Regions from separate parts of the Mus musculus genome. Here region 1 is linked to region 2. A link is a loop called in an ENCODE intact Hi-C map of the cell type or tissue named here. Cell type or tissue: left cerebral cortex. All regions are shown on one strand. Links, peaks and the distances in the headings refer to the core of each region. The heading gives the core; the rest is flanking DNA. Region 1 overlaps 1700029H14Rik (RIKEN cDNA 1700029H14 gene). Region 2 holds the start of Upf3a (UPF3 regulator of nonsense transcripts homolog A (yeast)).

Region 1 (9,049 bases), core at 1-8,000, 230 kb after region 2:
CATCACCTGTGCCATCAAAGAAGAGAAGAGGCTCCCCAACATAGGAGACTTGTCTGAAGATGAGTAAGTATTGTGGAGGGCCGGCCCTACTTGAATAAATGAATGAATGGGGGTGCTTATCCAGAGTGACATCCCCACCACCAACTCCTATGGTGGCAGCACCGTGCCTCCTGCCTTCCCTCCACCCCCCGAAACCATGCATAAGCCAAGTGATTCGGGGGGGGGGTCAGAGAGGCTAAAGAACAAGGAACAGCACAGTAATCTTTCTCAGAGCTGGGGGACACATTTACCAGGAGCCACATTTCACTCCACCACCAAACTACAACTCGTCATCCCATCCGCCAGCAAAGCAACCGAGAAGGAGAAGGGAAAGGTTGTGGCGTCAGGGTCTCCAGCTTGGGGTTGAGCTAGAGAAACCTGGGTTGGAAAGGCCCTGCACCCATAGATGCCATCAGGGAGAGGACAGCCCTTCACAGCTGGGTTTAGCCCTCCAAGGCTTTGCACACTGGTGGACCAGCAAAGCTTCAAGACTCCCTGAGTTCCAGAGCCATTAGCCACAAAGAAGGGCATTGGGTTCCAAGGACTCGCCTGCCTCTGGACCATGAATACAGTTTACTTCATTTCTAACAACACAGAGAACTACAACACAGAGAAATACAAAGAACACAATAGCAGCTGCTCAAATTCCCACCTTTCAGAATTAGTGGCTTTGTTAGTATGTTGCCTCTCTTAGACTGGATGTGTAAAACTGACATGTGGTCTCCAAGGAACTGACACCGTGAGCAGGAAAGGGGAGGAGTTTCAGAATCACCCCTAAGCCAACCTTATAGAACCAAGACACTGCTGGGTGGGACAATTGTTGATCTCATCCTCAGACCCAGGCTGGGTTTGTGCAGGCTAGCGGGTGCCTTCTAGATCACAAGCCAGGGCTATACAGAGAAACCCTGTCTCGAAAAACCAAAAAAAAAAAAAAAAGAGTCCCTTTAGCCAGAGGATAGGAGGACCTAGGTACCCAAAGGACAAAAATCAGTAGCTAGCTGTGAAATCTGGTCTGAATGACACAAGTTGACTGGGGCGTGGGGAAAGGGAAGGGGGGGTGGCGCATAAACATCATGTCCCTGGGACTTGGTAGAGTGGGAGCTATGGGGTTTGAGAGAGCAATCTGGAGAGCCTGGGGTGGGGGCTGCTAGCTAGGAGGTTGGCACATTACAGGGCAGGGAGTGGGTTCTTACTTCCTCATGCTTTTGACCTCCAGGATAAGGACCAGCTGGGTATGCTGCATCCCGTACCACACAAAGAAGAAGGCAAAGGAAAACTCCAGTGCTTTGGAGAAGGTAGTGGAGGCCTGGAGGGCAAAGAAGGGTGGGGCTCTGCGCAGCTAGGGCTCCAGGGGTCATGTGCTCACTCCAGATCCCCTCTGACCCGTTCCCTGGGGTTCCCATTTGCATCTTGTAAGATTAGTCATAGCTGAGAGGAAGGCCAGTGATGCCATGAAGCAGAGATAGATCCCTAGTCTGTTGTATCCTGAGGATGCTCAGGGGGCATGAGCACCATCCAGGTGTGCTCTTGGCTACCAGAGGCATGATGAGATGCTGTTTGTAGAGGCAGGGGGGTGACTATGACAGACTCCTGTCAGTAATAGTGGGTAATGTTGGTATGCCCCAGTCCTAGCCTGCAGGTCCTGAAAACAATACCTAGAAGCAGCAGTTGGCCCAAATACATAGTGGAACACAATGCTCTGAGGAAGGTGGGTGGCAAGGTCCCTGTAGGGTAAGTTCCAGGGATGCCCAGCAGCCTGGTCACCCTCTGTGCTTGTCGCTGGAGAAAGCTAAGTCCAGCATTCCCATATGACCCTCATCACGGGGACTCCTACCTTTGGATCTGACTGTGGTCATGTGCTCCCAGCCCAGAGAAGTCGGCCCTTCACTGAGTGTAGGAAGGTGTGATATAATGCCCGGTCTTCTCATTTACCCAGCATCCCTAACAGAGAAACAGGTTAAACGTGCAAGGATAACATGGTTCCAGGGATGTTGTTCAGTCAGTGCTTGAGGCCTCCTGTAACAAACCCCAAGCCCTGACAAGTTGGGGAAGGGCCTGTCAGCGCCAGTCACAGCTGTCTTCCCAACCTGGTGCTAGAACCACCTTCTTTCTTGGCAGTCACCACAGCCATGGTCCTGAGGGAGAGGTGCCAGGGTGTCAGGGCCTCTGGAATATCTAGACATTTTGACCTGCAGACAGGGAGCTCAAGTTCCCTGGGGACCCTGCTTAAAACTGATGCACAGAGTTAGGAGCCAGGACAGCAATGTGGGAGCAGAAGGTAGATGGGACACTTCTCACTTTTTTAACCAGTTGGATGAGAGACACTGCCACAGTCCATCAGTTGCAACGCATGTGGCCTCTATCTACTTCATCCTAAGGGTGGGCCTAGCTTCCCTCTCATGAGACATGTTCCAGAGAACTCTCATATGCTCAACATTCATACAGGTATGTTCCCATGTACATAGAGCACACATGTACACAGCCATGTGAGTATGTGGGGCTGTGCTCCTCAGATCCTCATACACATACCACACACATATGCCCACACATTGTACATTCATATGTATAATAGAGTGCACACATATTCACACTTGCATGTATATTCCTAGTGCACACACCCCTTACATAGCACATAAATGTATGGGGTCACATATACACATAGGCACACAGAGCATGAGATACCTGGAAGTCAAAGGTCAGAGGTCACAGGCCACAGACGAGTACTTTGTATGTGTCTCTTCCGTTTCCTTTGGGACACATGGAGAATAGGGTGAGAGTTGAGGTCATTTAGCTATAGAAGATTTCTAGAGCTGCAGACTCTCAGAGTGAGAGTCTTGAAGGACTTCCTTTCCAGGGAGGCCACACTCTAGGTAGAGGGGGGAGGGAGGCCCATCCATCAATTTCCACCTAGACCCCTAGCTCAAAGGGTAATTCTTTCCCCATTCGCTGGCAATAATGGGCCCAGATGGGCCTCTGAGTGGGTCTATATGGTAAACTGAGGCAATGCTTTGGGCCCACTATGTGGTTTTGAATCAGGTCCATTCTCCAGATGCCAACAACAAGACGGGTACCCAAGGTCACTTGAGGACAAACAGCTGGTTGGCCCCTCTGTCAGGATGGAAGAGGAGGCCTTGGCCATTGCTTTTAGACTCTTGCCATCAGCATGAGTCTGTCTACCTGTCTGTCTTTGGTGGGTGTGTCTGGATAGCAGTTCTGTGTTGGCCACAGCCAGGCACCTGGGTAGGAGAACCCTTAGGTTAAATCTCAGCAATATGATTGCTTCTGCGAGTCTTTGTCAAGGGTCCCAGCATCTTCCAGTTCCAGGGACTGATATCAGATTGAAGAAATATTTGGGGTTTTGGTTCTGAGCATTCCCACGTGCCTGAGAGCTAGCTCACACTCTCCTGTCTCTATGCACCTATCTCTCTGTGCACAGTCTCAGAGCCTACGGCTTCTGAGCATTATTTGCCCCATCAAAGAAGGGGTCTGAGCCGGGCAGTGGTGGTGCACGCCTTTAATCCCAGCACTTGGGAGGCAGAGGCAGGAGGATTTCTGAGTCAAGGCCAGCCTGGTCTACAGAGTGAGTTCCAGGACAACCTGGGATACACAGAGAAACCATGTCTCAGAAAAAGAGGTCCGGGCAGGAGCTGCTCAGAGCACTTGGCAGCTCAGCACCCAGGAAGAAGGAGGTGATCATCTATGTGCTGAGGACTCGGGGTCAGGGCAGGAGCTCAGTTATACTTAGGCAGCAGCCAATTTTACTGGAAGGATAAAACAGACCTGGAGCTTGAGGGACAAAGGGTGCCTGCCTTATGTCCACATGTCCATGGGCAACCAAAGACACTAGGCCCATTCACCAGTGGGCTTTCTTGTTACTGCTTACAATGGCCAGAGGCTGTTGAAGGATGCCTACCATTATGATCCAGCACAGCTGCTTGGCTCCCCAGATCCAAGTAATGTTGGAATTCGGGGAGGGCTGACAACCCAGTTTCTAGGGTTCTCCATCCCACTACCTGGTGTTTTCCAGGAGCTTCAGTGACTCAGACCCCAAAGACCCCATCGTCTTTGGGCCCAATCATTCCAGCCAGAGCACTAACACAAGCTTGACCCTAATAGAACCATCAGTCATCTCAGGACAAGACCCCTCTGACTCAGCCGCTAGTAGAGCTCTCTGGGGACTAAAGGAAGACAGCCTAGGCCTGGAATGGCTCCATGATCCCCGCCATGGGCAGGGCCAGAGTGACAGCACCCAACGGATACCCAAGGCAAGAGACCCTCTTCCAATCCAAGGCCAATCACAGGTAAGGTGACAGACGACGGTGAATTCATCTTCCAGCAGATGGTCACTGCAGAGAGCGGGAACAGGGACCTCTGCTCAGGTCACGAGTAGATTGTGTTACGTGTCCCGTCCACATTGCCCCTGAGGAGATCGGGTAGCACAGGGACCAAGTTGGTGTCCCCATGGGCCCTGCCTACAGTGGAACAGACTACTTTGATACTACTTATTTTATCTACAAAGAGTTTCGTAAAAAATGGACTTTGGGTAAGTATTAGGCAAGTTTAGTTAAGACATGAAGACAGGAGACTGAGGGAGCTGAGAGGCAGAGGGGAGGGTGCCCTGTGCTCTGCACCAGTCTCTTCCTTCACTTCTGCAGAGTACACACTTTGGCAGCCAGCCAGCCTTCCCACAATTCCCCTCTATCCTCCACCCACATTGCTGCTGCCCCCATAGGCTTATTGGTCCAAACACCAGGACTGAGCAGTGGCCACTTTCGCCTGTCTGATGGTGCCCTCTGGTGGTTCAGATTCTCCAAACAACTCTGCTTTCAGCCCTAGGAACCAACTCTTCAGGACCAGCAGGCACTCCCGCTTCCTGGCTATCACAGAACTTAAGAGCCAGCTAATTGTTCACTAAAGGAAACAACACAATATGAACACATCGCTGGAGTTACAATGTCGTATGTAGACAACTTCCAGGCCACAGCTGGAGAGGAGAGGGGACAAAGTCACCTCAGAACTGGTCCTCCCTGCACCCACATCCTTAGACCTCAGGTCCTGGGCCACAGTCCTCCTTAGTACCTCTACTGGAAGCCTAGTTCTCTCAGGATGCTTGGGTAGGTGAACTCCCCAGTCACCTTCCCATGTGACCCCTCAATCACCTTTCCATGTGACCCCACATAACACCAATCAAAGCAAAACAATTCCTCAAACATCTGAGGCCTAAGTACCTGGACTCATCAAGGACATGGTAGCCATAGTGAGTCCACTGAATGGAGGGTGGGGTGGCTGAAGCTTGACCTTCATGGGCTTCTGGGGTTGCCATGGTCACAAGAAGGCTTAGGATGGGGTGAGAGGGTCTGCTGCCTCCCCCACCCAGAGCAACGTCCTATTGGGTTCATAACTGACGGGAGTTCAGGATATGTGCCTGCAGAGAACCCAAGCTGGGTCCAGGTTCCAGGATGGTCCTGATGGAATTCAGGCTCACGTTTGAAAGGCTGAGAAAGTCCTAGGGCCACTGGGCAGCTCGTCCTTTGTGGCAGGAAGTTGCTTAGAAGAGTTAACTGGTGCATCTACAGACATAGTATCATGGGTGGCTGCTTTGATAGACAGATGGGCTCTAATAAGCACTCTAGCCCATGAGGCGGAGTCTGGGCGGTCCCCTCTTACAGGTGTAGAGGAATGGGAAGTTCCCAGGCAGTCAGACTGTGTTACTCCCTACTGTGAGGCTGAAGTGGCGAGGAGTCTTGCATAGCCGGAAAGAGCATGCAACTTTAGGGACATGAAAAGGTGTAGCCTAGTATGGTCCATTTGATGTCCTGGAGTCTGGCAACCTGTAAGCTTCATGGGAAATAAGAATGGCACCCATCATTCTCCTGGGTAGGGACACCTGGGGAGTTTGCTAGGGAGTTAGGGGTGCACTGAGGCTCCAGTAGGTGGGTCTTATCTGAATTCCAACAACTTTCTCAGCATCTTCCCTGTGTGAGCTTAGCTTTGGGGGACATTTTCAGAGCTCAGCACCCTGTGACCGCAGCTGACAAAAGTGACCTGTGGCATCAGGAGCCTCCCCAGGGGCGAGCAAATGTTCTATAAGGTTAAGACAAGCTGTCTCAGTGAAGGAGCCCCCAGTTTCAGCCATCTTGTTTGGGTCTAACAAAGCTTAAGGCATCTTCAAGGGTGACCCCTGCTTTACAGATGGAGAAACTGAGGCACAGGGAGAGGACAGGAAGCTGAGGCAGAGCCCAGAGATTGAGCAGCACTGGGGTGGAGATACATCCTCACGGGGTACCGACAGGCTCTCCCCACCCCTTCTCCTGAGTTGATGATCTTTCAAGACAACTTGGGCCCCTCTCATAACCCATCCAGTCCTGGGGAAAGATCTAGCTCTTCTCTCAGCGCCCATGATGGGGAAGACTTCCTTCTCCAAGGGCCTCCATCCCACATTCAAGAACCCTTGCTTCCAAAGAAACCTCGCCCATGAAACTAGTGCCCCTCCCAACCCAACGCATCTGTTCCCAGGGAGTCCCTGTCTACTCTACCAGCTCATTTTCTAGGGCTAACAGTGCCATCCTTCGGGTTCCTATCTGTGGCCTCAACTAGCCTGAGGCTAAAGAGTTCAGCCTCGGCATAGCCCCAGGCTGTCTGAGGGTGGATGAGAGGGCATAAGTCCCTGGGGAAACACCAAGCTCTCAAGGTTGAGCCACTTCACAACACAGTTCCATATCTGGTCAGTCTGACTGTGAGCTCAGTCTTCCACCTTCGTCTCCTACCCCACCCCCGGCATCCAGGCAACTTGGCAACAAAGTTCCCCAAGTCCCGTGTCTGTCTGTCCCTGGGAAAGAGGGGAGCCTCCGGATTGAGAGCCGCCTCAGGGAAAGTCCCCAGTCAGCGGCTCTGCAGAACCAGGTTGTGGGGCAGGCCCAGGCATGCTGAGACATGCCTGCATGCAGCTCTCCCAGAGCTGCTCTCTCCACAAGCCTGCCTGCCTCGCCTCCCACTCGGGTCCTCTGAGGACTGGCTGGCTGATCCTCCCGAGTTTGCTGCCAAGTTTCCTGCCTGAGGTGGGAACAGTCACAGATTCCAGGAACAAAAAGGGGACCTGAAATGCTAGTTAGACCTAGAATGGACAGGAGTTAGAGGAAGCCCGAGCCGCAGAACTCACCACCCTGCAGGGTACCCGCCAGGGCTTGAGGGTCACGACTCTGCAGGTCCTTACGTTAGCCTGGCTCAGCATCTGCTTAGTATGGCTTGTAGTTTCCCAAGTAACCAGGAGAAGGTAATTTTTCTTTCCAGATATGGAGGGATGTGTCTCACAGCTGGCTTTGTGAAATGCTGTTCCGTCTCCCCCACCCCCCCCCCCCACCCCAGTCTGCAGCTCAGACACTCTGACTGGGAAACACCTTGAATGTCTGCAGCCAAGAACATGATTAGTGTTTTAGGCCAAACATCCACTGACAGGATGGCCACAGTGAGCAGGGTGAACCGACAAGGACGTCACTCCATGCATGCATGGGGGTCAAGGGATACTAGGTCCTTCCTTGGTCCCACAACCTCCGGCTGGCAGATGGAGAGCAGGGAGCCCAGCAGCTATAGACTCTAGGTGGCACTGTCCTCCAGGAAGGGGGTCCCCTGAACTCTCTGTTTGCCATGAGTGTGCTACCCCAGGAACACAGTGAAAGATCTCAGTTTTGAGATTGGGACACCCTGACATGGAATGTTCTTTTGGGCAAGAAGTTTATTAAAATTAACATCATGGATATAGGACAGGGGATCTAAAGAAAGCCACTGACATGGGTGTTGGCGACAGAACTCAACTCCTCTGCAAGGATCCTCTCTATGCGTTTCTAATGGCTGAGCCATCTTTCCAGACCTTATTCCAATCTTACTTACAAATACCTTCAAATTACACATTACATATCACTCACTGAACATATCGCTATCATGTAGAAGTGTAGGTCACAGGCTACCAAGTGTTAAGAGCTCAAGCAGCTAAAAGAATCCTCACTGAGAGGTCTCAAATTTCCTAACGCTGTGACCCTTTAATACAGTTCCACATGTTGTGGTGACTCTTAACCATAAGCTTATTTTCGTTGCTACTAAATAACTATAATTTTGCTACTGTTATGCATCGTAAATATTTCTGAAGATAGAGATTTGTTGAACCGGCGGGTGAGGAGGTTTGTCTTAGGCAGCTGCAGAGTCTCTGCAGGATTAGATTGTGACACACCGGGTGGAGGTCTGTTGAGGGCACTGGGGTTGAAGCAAACTTCTGGAGCAGAGTTTAGCTGCCTGACCAGGTGTGGAACCGGAAGCCATGGATACAAAGTATAGAACTGGCTCCAGACAATGAGGAAACAAGGTGAGTTGAGTATTCCATACCAGCTGTGGTGAGCAGGCAGAGATGAATTCAGCTCCTGAGACTGTTAGGCACTCAAGTCCTCTCAGTTCTTTTACAGAATGCGCAGGTGACAAGCAGGTGACCCTCCCACTGATGCGTTGCTGACTTAAGGTGTCTACTACGGGCCCATTGAGTTGGTATGATTTTAATACATGTGTTTACTTCTACAGTGCCAATTTGATGAGTTTATTCAGTGTCTTTTTAAATTTTAAACGAGTTATGAGACGATGCCTCTCAGAGGTAAGGGACAGGTGGTCTTAAATGCTAAACCAGGGGCAGAGACAACCTGACTCTTCGTTTGTACTGCAAATGGAGTCTCGGGAGTGCTGGCTAGTTTTGGGTCAACTTGACACAATCTGGAGTCACGGGAAAGCAGGGAACCAATTGAGAAAATGCTGCCTTGAGATTCAGCTGTGAGCCATTTTCTTAGTGATTGATTGGGGAGAGTCCAGCCCATCGTGGGTGGGGCCATCCCTGAGCTGGTGGTTCCGGGTTCTATAAGAAATCAGGCCCAGCAAGCCATGAGAAGCAAGCCAGTAAGCAGCACCCCTCCATGGCCTCTGCATCAGCTCCTTCCTCCAGGTTCCATCCCTGCTTGAGTTTCTGTCCTGCACC
Region 2 (9,202 bases), core at 1,203-9,202:
AGATCATCTAATAGAAACCAGTGGGTACTTCAACCAATGGTGCTGAGAAACCTGGACAGCCACACACAAGAGAATGAAATTAGACATTTACCCAATGCCACAAACTTAAAACCTAACTCAAAACACACAGCCAGTAACTATAAGAGTTCTACCTTCACAAACTCTCAGATGTGACAACACATACATAGGCAACTAAAGCAAGAACCAAAAAAAAAAAAAAAAAAAAAGCTGCGTCAAAAGTCACAATCCTCAGAGTGAAAAGGCAATCTATGGACAGGGAGAGCCATCCAGCCGGCAAGGGAGCGCCACCCGGAGTACACAGAGAACTTCTTCAGCGCAGCAGCCACCCAGCCAAGTGGAAAAAGAACCGGGAACGTCTGGGAGTGCTGCCCTGTACCTGTGGTTCCAAGAGGGATTGCTGCAGGTTTGGCGTCAGCCTGGGGTACAAGGTGAGACAAAACAAAGCAGAAGAAACCCTCAATGTACCAGAAATAACCCTGTTCAGGAACGACAGGCTGGACAGGTGGCTTCCGGTTAGGAGCACTTGCTGTCTGTCCTGAGGACGTGAACTTGGTTCCCAGCACACACGCTGGGCAGCTCACAACCACCTGCAACTCCAGCTCAGGGGATCTAGTCCCCTCTTCTGGCAACTGAACCCTGCTACAACATGTCACATGCACATATATACGCATAAATGTTATATATGTATATGTTCCTCCCCCCCCCCCCTTTTTTTTGGTTTTTTGAGACAGGGTTTCTCTGTGTAGCCTTGGCTGTCCTGGAACTCACTCTGTAGGCCAGGCTGGCCTCGAACTTAGAAATCCGCCTGCCTCTGCCTCCCAAGTGCTGGGATTAAAAGCATGTTTTAATCACCCTCAGCAAAAATAAGTTTCTTTAAAAAGATTTATTTAGTGTACATGAGTGCAACATCTGCATGTATACCTGTGTAGCAGAAGAGGTCATTGGATCCCTTTACAGATGGTTGTGAGCCACCATGTGGTTGCTGCGAATTGAACTCAGGACCTCTGGAAGAGCAGCTAATGCTCTTAACTGTTGAGCCATCTCTCTAGCTACTGAAAATAAAAATTTTTAATTGAAAAAAAAGTGGCAAAGAACTTCAGTGATATCTCTTCAGAGTTGGTCTACATATGGCCAAACAGCAATATAAAAAGATGTTTAATTGCAAATTTTTTGGATAATACAAAATTAAACCACAAAAAGTTTGGGTATATTAGTTAGTATATAACCTATAATCCCAATACTTGAGAGGCTGAGGCAGGAAGAACTCAAGTTAAGGTAAACCTGGGATACTCTACTGATACGATCTCAAAACTCAAGTTAACTCAATCTAACCCAAATCAAAGCAACAACAAAAATAAAACAAAGAACAATTCCTATCCCCAAGAGAAAAGAATCCCAGGAGAGCTCTTACTCTTGAGCCCACGAGGCCAGCTACTACAATGTGATACCAAACAACTTCAATGAAAACTCAAAACAGAGCGCGTTAGAGAGGACGAGGAGCAGTCGTAGCTTTCGTACATTGCTGTCGCTGGGAACGCATGATGGTGTCTGTGCTGTGAGCACTGCGCTACCACCTGACCCCCAAGTCTCCCTCTGGGTTGATATCCAATCTGAAAACAGGGTCTCTGAGACACATCTGCATATCCAGGGGAGTTTACCTCGGCTAAAGCTTGTAACAAGTCAAGTGTCTAACAACTGACATACGAATGGATAGGTAAAATGGACAAACACTCCTATGGGAATATTCTCCAGCTTTGAGAGGGAGGGAATTGGGCAGTTAGGACACTCGAGAATCTGGAGGCCGCTATGCTAAGTGAGAAGCTAGCCAAGAAGACAGAAAGTGTGGCTCTGCTAATACAGGGCATGCAGAGTAATAACATTCATAGAGAGAGAAAATGGAATGAGTTGGAGGGAGGAGAAGGTGGAGGGTCCAGCACTAGTGTTTAATTAATAAAGTTTTAGTTATATAACAATTAGGGACTCTGGGTAACTGGTTGTATAAAGTGAATAATTTTAATAATTCTGAACCACACACAAAAACACACACAAAAGAAAGAAAGAAAGAAGGAAGGACCCACGAGTTCCTCAGGAGGCAGGAGAATTAACCACTGCGGTTTAAGGCCAGCCTGACCTAAGAAACAGAGTCCATCTCAAGAAGGAGGGGAAGGTGATTTCTGTTATGTATATTTTACCAATAAAAAAAAAAAAAGACCATCTGAATAAAGTAGTTAGCAATGAACTAGAACGCCAAATGGCCTGAGCACTAAACTTGCGTGACATTCACAGAAACTACAACCTGATCTTCTGATTGTTGCCCTGACGGAGAAGGAACACCGTTCAGTTGGGGGAGGGGGATGGATGGAAACTGATGGATGGGGAGGGCAGAAAGCACTTCCTACAGAATGTTTACAAACCTTAAAAGCAGAAAATCTAACACAGGACAGTCGGACAGGACGGGGAAGGAGGAACGTAAGAAACGGATCCAGAAAGTTCAGGAGCAGAGTCCCTGAAGGGGAGACTGCGCCACAGGCTCCATGCCTGATATTCATGACCATACGCCCCTCCACCACGCTTTCAAGAAATGGCAATCATGGCCAGTGCTCTGGATCCCTGGCCTAAATATAAGTGTATGATATAGCCCAGAAAACTTTCATCAAACATCGTAAGATAACTTAGTTTTGGAACACAAGGTTCATTTATTGGGAAAAGGAGCCTGTGAGAACTTACTCCCCAGCAAGGTCACGATCCCTCCCGTTCTTATCTCATGGAAGGTCTGGGATGCTTTAGTTTATAAGCTCCGTCAGCACATGACGTGACAGTAAGAGTTTATGACCTTATTTTAGCTGTGAGAAGTTAACTGAAACTCACTGACCTTTATTGCCAATGAAGATATAGCCGTCAAAACGGTCTCTGAACAGCAGGATGTCATCAGGGTTCCTAAAATTAATGTATGCTCTGGAGTAGACATGAGGATAAAGGCTGAAACCGAGGCAACAGTGGTTAGTAAAACGGACGGCCCTTGATTCTGCCTTATCTCCTATGAATAAGCAAATACTTTTTCATGCCCGAGAATCACGTCTCAGTAAATTTTAACAATTTGGATATTCCTTAGCAAAAAAACAAAACAAAACAAAACACCCCGAAGATAAAGCAACCATTAACTGAAGCCTTAATTATCCAGGACCGCCTCTTCTGTACAGAGCCAAGGGTAAAATACTAGACTCCAGAAGTCACCATGCCATGGGTACTTTTAGAGCCATTTCTGGTACATCTGAACAAGAACGAGACTTGTCTAGGCTCCTTCATGGATGACATGCTGTATTTTGAATGGGTGTCAGACCACGTACCAAGGAAAAACTAAATCATTCTCCCCGTCTCACACACAACTCTTTTCACAGGTAGGAACGATTCCATTCCATTTCACAAAGAATACAGAAGTTTAGAGAAATCTGTTGTTCGTACAGAGGGTGCAAGTTACAAGCTGGGACCGGAATTGCACACCGAGTAATTGCACACTGTTCTTTTAGCCATTTTTCTAAACTTCAGCCACCTGAAAACCACCTGTGGTTTTTCAAAGGATACCCATTTAATTATTCATATTTTTATTAGAATAGACTTTAAAAAAAATAACAAAACAAAATTGGTATCCCAAAGGAAAGCGTATATGACACAAATGAGAAAGAATACCATAAAAGGATATAAAAATAAGTATCGTGGAAAACCCACGAATTCCTGTGGCACTGACATCTGCTGCTTAGGTCAGCCCTGCGTTGCTCGCATCCCCACAGGCAGGGAACCTTCTGGCTGGGTGGTGGTGCAAGCAATGAGAGATTCCACTTCTCAGGGCTCAGTTACTGGTCCCTCACTAGGGAAAACACTCCAGACTCAACGTGTGTAAGGGATGCAGTCCGGTTTTGCTCATCATACAGTTTATTAAAAGCTACGCCGAGGAAGGCATGGTAACGGGCTGACGAGGTGACTTGCCCGCTCCTAACGTGGGCGTGCACTGACAGCTGGGAGGGGACTGCAACTGCGAGCGCCCGCGGGGTCCTCCATCCTTCACCAGTGGGTGTCCCGCAGCAGCCCTCACCTGAGGTCCGCAGCCACCACCTCGAAGTAATCGTGCGCCGGCAGGGGGCGCAGTTGCTCTTCCAGCTGCTCTTTGGTGAGGCCCGGGGGCAGACGCCGGAGGACCACCTGGGATGACCATTGCGTTCACTCAGGTGCTGCCGCCCGCCACGCCCACTCAGCCTGAGGTTCCCCGGAGCTCGGGGGACCGCGGCTCCCCAGCTCCACCCCGACTCGCTAATCCTAGTCCAGACTGCTCGCAACAGCCCGCATCACTTCGGAGACTAGGCTCCGCCCCTGAGATGAACAACCCGCCCCGCCCTCCCCAAGCCCCGCCCACCGGGGGGCTTAGAAGCCGTCCTCTCGCGAGACTTGCGGGCCCCGCCCCCACCTTGCTCAGGGCTGTCCTCTTCTCCTCGCGAGGCTTGCCGGCCCCGCTCTCACTTAGGGTCGGGGCCGGAGGCGCCGCCGACTCCTTCCGCGGTGACTCGCGGCGGCAGTGGGTCTCTGAGCTCGATAGTTTCTCCCTCCAGCTCGGGCCCCGCGCAGCCAGGGCTGCGCCTAAGCCTCCGGCCCCCTCTTCCGAGCGCATCCCCACCGGCCGGCCGGCCGCCGCCACCTCCGCGAGAACGAAGCCTCGCGAGGACTAGGCAGCCCCTCCCTTGGAATTCGGTGTTCAGTGTCCCCTCCCCGGCCCTGACAGGGAAGGGGCGGTGCCAATGCTGGCCCGCGCCTGTAGGGGGCAGCGCGGCAGTTTTTAAAAGACAGCGGACGTCCTAGAACGGCGGCGACGGTGAAGGAGATCGGTGCTGCCAGCCACGCGGAGAGCAGATGCTCACTCCGGACGTCCCGTGCGCTGCTGACCTGCGGTGGGGACTGGGAGCCCCCGGTCCACCCGGAGTCACTGGGACAGTACCGAAAGTAAACCCGTCGCTCTCCTCGCCCCACTCTGCCCTCCGCCTCCCTCCTACACGTTTTCTCTGTTGAGACAGGGCTTTGTGTAGCCTTGATTGTCCTGGAACTCACTCTGTAGACCTGGCTCTCCTGGAGCTCAGAGATCCTCTGCCTCCTGGGATTAAAGGCGTCTGGCTTTTTATTTTTATTTTATTTGTAGCAGATATACGAACAATACAGTTTTCCCATGTGCTCAATGATGTATAGCACCATTCTCCCTACGTTAATGGTAAAGGAGAATGAGAGATTTTCAGAAATCGATCGTGGCACTCCTGAAATGTGACGTTTTAAATAAGCCAAAGACTCAAAACCGTTTAGGTCTGCGTCAAACAGGCCTCAAACATCGAGAGTTCTATAAAAGCCTGGGCAAGAGCGGTTTTCCAGTATTTCGTGTTGCAAAGAAAGCTAGGACTGAGCCCATCACTTGAACCAGCTCAGTTTGGAATAACCAGTTACACTGACCAGAAGTTCTGATAGCCTCTTAACCTTTATTAGGAAGAAAACACACGTGTGAGAGGCTGATAAAAATGTGGACGACGAGTTGTCAGGAAAAACCAACCCATACCCAGTTGTTAAGATAGTACAAGGTCGATGGATAGTAACTTCACAATGGAAGAAAGTTGGAACATTACAAGCTTGGAGCCAAAATTATCTCGGGCTGGCTTTTGCCCCCTTAAAGATAAAGCCATTGACTGTCCTCCTGTGTGCCTGACCCAACACCCTTTCACCTGTCTGGCAAACTGCTGGTTAGTTTATGTCAGCTTGACTCAAAATAGTCACTTGGTTGTGAAGAGGAAAGAGTTGAGGCATTATTTTCATCAGATTGGCCTGTGGAACAGTTTCTTGACTAATGGACGTGAAAGGGTCCCACAGCAGTTGGACCTTGCTTGTAATAAAGCCAATAAGCATTCTCTGTGGCCCTGCTAGTTCTTGCCTCCAAACTCCTACTTGAATTTCTTCTCTGATTTCCCTCACTGAGGGATGTGACCAGAGAGCTAGAAGAGGAACTAAATCTCTTCCTCCCACAAGTTGCTTTTGGTCAGTGTTCAGAGTGTAATGAGTTGTGGAAACATGAAAGATACCATTGAAAGAAGAGAGACATTATGAAGTATCAGAGGGATACCAGGGATGTTCTTGTGATATTTGGATTAAGAATCTACCTTTATTGGGACAAATAATGATGGTTAGCTGGGGATGAAGAATCAGTTGTGATTAATAAGACCAGCATCATCAAAGTGCAATTTTCTGGATATACTTCCTAAAGGTCAGCACACAGACACTGCAGTCCAGATGCAGTCAAGGCTATCTCAAGCAGGAAACCTGACTTGGTAATGTGTACCCCACATAGTGGAACTGATTGTGTAGGCATGAACGCTGCAAGATTTAAGAGGTCACAGAAATGAGCTGAGATTGAAACTGGAAAGAGCCAGGAGAGGCAGTAGAAACTCCAGCATGCTGGAGATGCTAGGACTGCAGGACCATGTCAGGTGAGGAGTGGAGCCTACTTAAGCCTACCAGACAAGCTGTGAGTTGTGGATGGCAGAGCCAGCCTGAGACATGGAGCTGCCCAAGTCCCCTGGAGCCCGGAAGATCATGAGTAAGTCCCAGACATTAGATTATAAATTATTTACATTACTGGATTTTGCTTTTGTTTTGATCCACTTTTAACTGTGCTTTGGTTCTTTCTTCCCTCTTGGAATAACTACTTGATTCTGAGACTATAGTTACAAGACTGGATATTGTTAGTGTCACTGAACTTTAACAAGTTTTTAAAGATGGAAACTTTGAAGGTTATACTTTATATTGTTGTATTAACATCTTGATGATAAACAAGGAAAGGTTACTGTTTAATGGTGATGTATGTGTCAAGTTAAGAGGTCACCCCAGTTGGTTAGTTTTTGTGAACTTGAAACAAACTAGTCACCTGGACTAGTTTCCATCAGACTGACCCACAGGGCAGGTTTCTGATTAATGACTGATGTGGAAGGGTTCAACCATCTGTGGGCAGTGCCATCCCTGGGCAGGTGGTCCTGGGTTGTATAAACAAGCAAGCTGAGAATGCTTTAGGGAAACTATGTTCAAAATATATAAAAAAAATATTTTCAATGAAAATTAAATTTATTAAAATAAATAGGTAGTCAAGGTATGCATTTCTCAACATAATATTACAAGGATAGAAAGAAAGCTGGAAAAATATGGCTAACATAGCAGGGAAAAGACTGGGCAAAACTGAGGAAGGCCAGACAAAATTACTAGTCAGAGATGCCAAACAGCCATATCAATTATGTAGTGGTAATTAGTTAGCCCGCTCTGAGCTCCTGGCAGGTCACATGCATGCTGCACCCACCCAAGAGCTCTCTGGATTCACGAATGGAAGACACACAAGTATGTTCAAAGGGCTAATGGAAACCACAGAGAACCAGTCACTAGGGATGATATCCATCAACAGGAAGCGACAGGAAGTAATTGCTTTTGAATGCCTATGGCTGTTTCTCGTTTAATTCTTGTAAAAGAAATGAAACAGAAGCTGTGGAACTAAAAAACTGGAACAGCTCATCTGCTCTCCCAGTGTTTGTATGGAAGATAGGACCTGGAAACAGGCCCTCCAGAAGCTTGTGGGCTGGCTAGCCTGGGGTAGCAACAGAGATGTGTTTTATAGCTAAAAGAAGTTGAAAGTAAGGAAAAAATGTTCTTGTAAACAGCTAAGAGACCTGGATCTCACGGTCAGACAAAATAAGAGTCAAACTTAGAGGCATTACATATTGATTCTGTGTGTGGTCACACATTGGTGAGCATGTAGAGGTCAGACAGCCACAGGAAGCAGCTCTTTCCACCATGAGTCCCAAGGACTGAACTCACCCAGTCAGTCTTGGAAGCAAGTGCCTTTACTTACTCGAGCCATTTCATCAGCCCTCTTTATTTTTAAAGATAGTCTCATTATATTATCTTGGCTAGCCTGGAATTCCTTACACAGACCAGCCTGGCCCGAACTCAAAGATCCACTTGCCTCTGCCTCCAGAGTGCTTGGAATAGGGAGTGAACCTTGGGGAAAACTGGAGTTATGAGCAACATACCAATCAGAGTGTTTTAGCCAGTACACATGTCCTATGGTAACAGTATGTTAACAATGGGACACACCAGATAAGGGGCAGACAAACTGTGTGGTAGTGAGTGGTCCCCAGATGCTGTCACTGTTGGAGGAATGTGTCACTGGGAAGGCTTTGGGAGTAACTGTCCTTGCTCCCCTTGCAGCTGCCATGCCTGCCTGCTGCACTGCTTCTCCAGCACAATCAATCTGAACTCTTTCTTCAATGGCTGCCTTGGTCATAGAATGTTATCATAGCAACAGAAAGGTAACAGAGACACTCTACCAGCTTGGAAACTTCTAGTTATTCCCAAATATAAATTTATTGAAAAAGACACAATGAAAAAGATAACGAATAGTTGACCTTCTTTATTCTGCTACACGTAACTAACTACTTTGTAGGTTCAGAAAATCGGAAAACATCTGTTGCCAAGGCCTGCTGTCCCACTGTTACTGCAGGCTGCTGGTCCTAAATGTAGAGATGTAGTCTGGAGTCACATCAGGAACTGGAAAATTCTTAGGACGTAGCAAGGCTGCAGGGGAGCATTGACCTACTCTGGCACATGAGGGTGGGCCCTGGACCTCTGTCAGGTTCAGTGCTGTGGCTATGTGCTGTGGTCTGACATAGACGTCTCTAGCATCATGTCACTTTCGTTCATTTCAATTTCAAAAGTCTCTTCCAAGTTAGGTCTGGACTCTGGAGCTTTAGTGGAGTTTTGCAGAGGTGCAAGTCCCGCTTCCTCTGTGTTCTGCTTTTCTACTTCAAAGTCCCTGAAATCCCATGGAGGCGAAATGATGTTTTTTAGTGTTTTCATTGTATGCACATCGAAGTCATAGCACTTTAATTTGTCTTTAATGTCTGCTCCTAAAAAGAAACACCATCATTAGAAAACATGAATTTCCATCATTACTGATTCTGCCCTGCCACTTAAGTCCAGCTGTGCTTTATACAACATAAACACTGGTCACAGGGGAAGCCATTTTTCTTCTTTCCTTTTTCTTTATCTTTCACCATTTTCAAAGGAGAGGCTTAGAAAAGTTTTCAAAGTATATGCAATCATGGTACCAACATGG

The links. A loop is a pair of places that touch in the nucleus more often than their neighbours do. Peaks named below come from ENCODE experiments on the same cell type or tissue, not always from the same donor. Only the 100,000 strongest peaks of a DNase experiment are listed, where the experiment ranks them.
Region 1: a loop joins it to region 2, with 11 times the contacts of the local background. A loop is called at or near these places in 4 of 42 quality-filtered maps.

What each region holds. Positions count from the first base shown.
Region 1 is chr8:13,546,939-13,555,987 of GRCm38, reverse strand. 1700029H14Rik (RIKEN cDNA 1700029H14 gene) reads left to right here. Exons shown (of 9, transcript NM_025601.3): 6 at 1-63; 7 at 1,256-1,334; 8 at 4,156-4,340; 9 at 4,870-5,266. The coding sequence ends at 4,221. Among named protein-coding and RNA genes, the nearest start is that of 1700029H14Rik, 11 kb to the left of the region's middle. In left cerebral cortex, for the core only: CTCF peaks have their summits at 4,831 (motif pointing left) and 7,639 (motif pointing right); DNase peaks (open chromatin) are centred at 4,773, 7,029 and 7,665.
Region 2 is chr8:13,781,163-13,790,364 of GRCm38, reverse strand. Cdc16 (CDC16 cell division cycle 16) reads right to left here. Exons shown (of 18, transcript NM_027276.3): 18 at 8,414-8,993. The coding sequence ends at 8,734. Upf3a (UPF3 regulator of nonsense transcripts homolog A (yeast)) reads right to left here and starts at 4,750. Exons shown (of 9, transcript NM_025924.2): 1 at 4,481-4,750; 2 at 4,112-4,218; 3 at 2,894-3,000. The coding sequence starts at 4,681. It overlaps Gm46032 (a long non-coding RNA gene), which reads left to right and starts at 5,309. Exons shown (of 2, transcript XR_001778519.2): 1 at 5,309-6,640. In left cerebral cortex, for the core only: CTCF peaks have their summits at 4,148 (motif pointing right) and 4,817 (motif pointing right); DNase peaks (open chromatin) are centred at 4,205, 4,442 and 4,769; H3K4me3 peaks cover 1,659 bases; H3K27ac peaks cover 956 bases.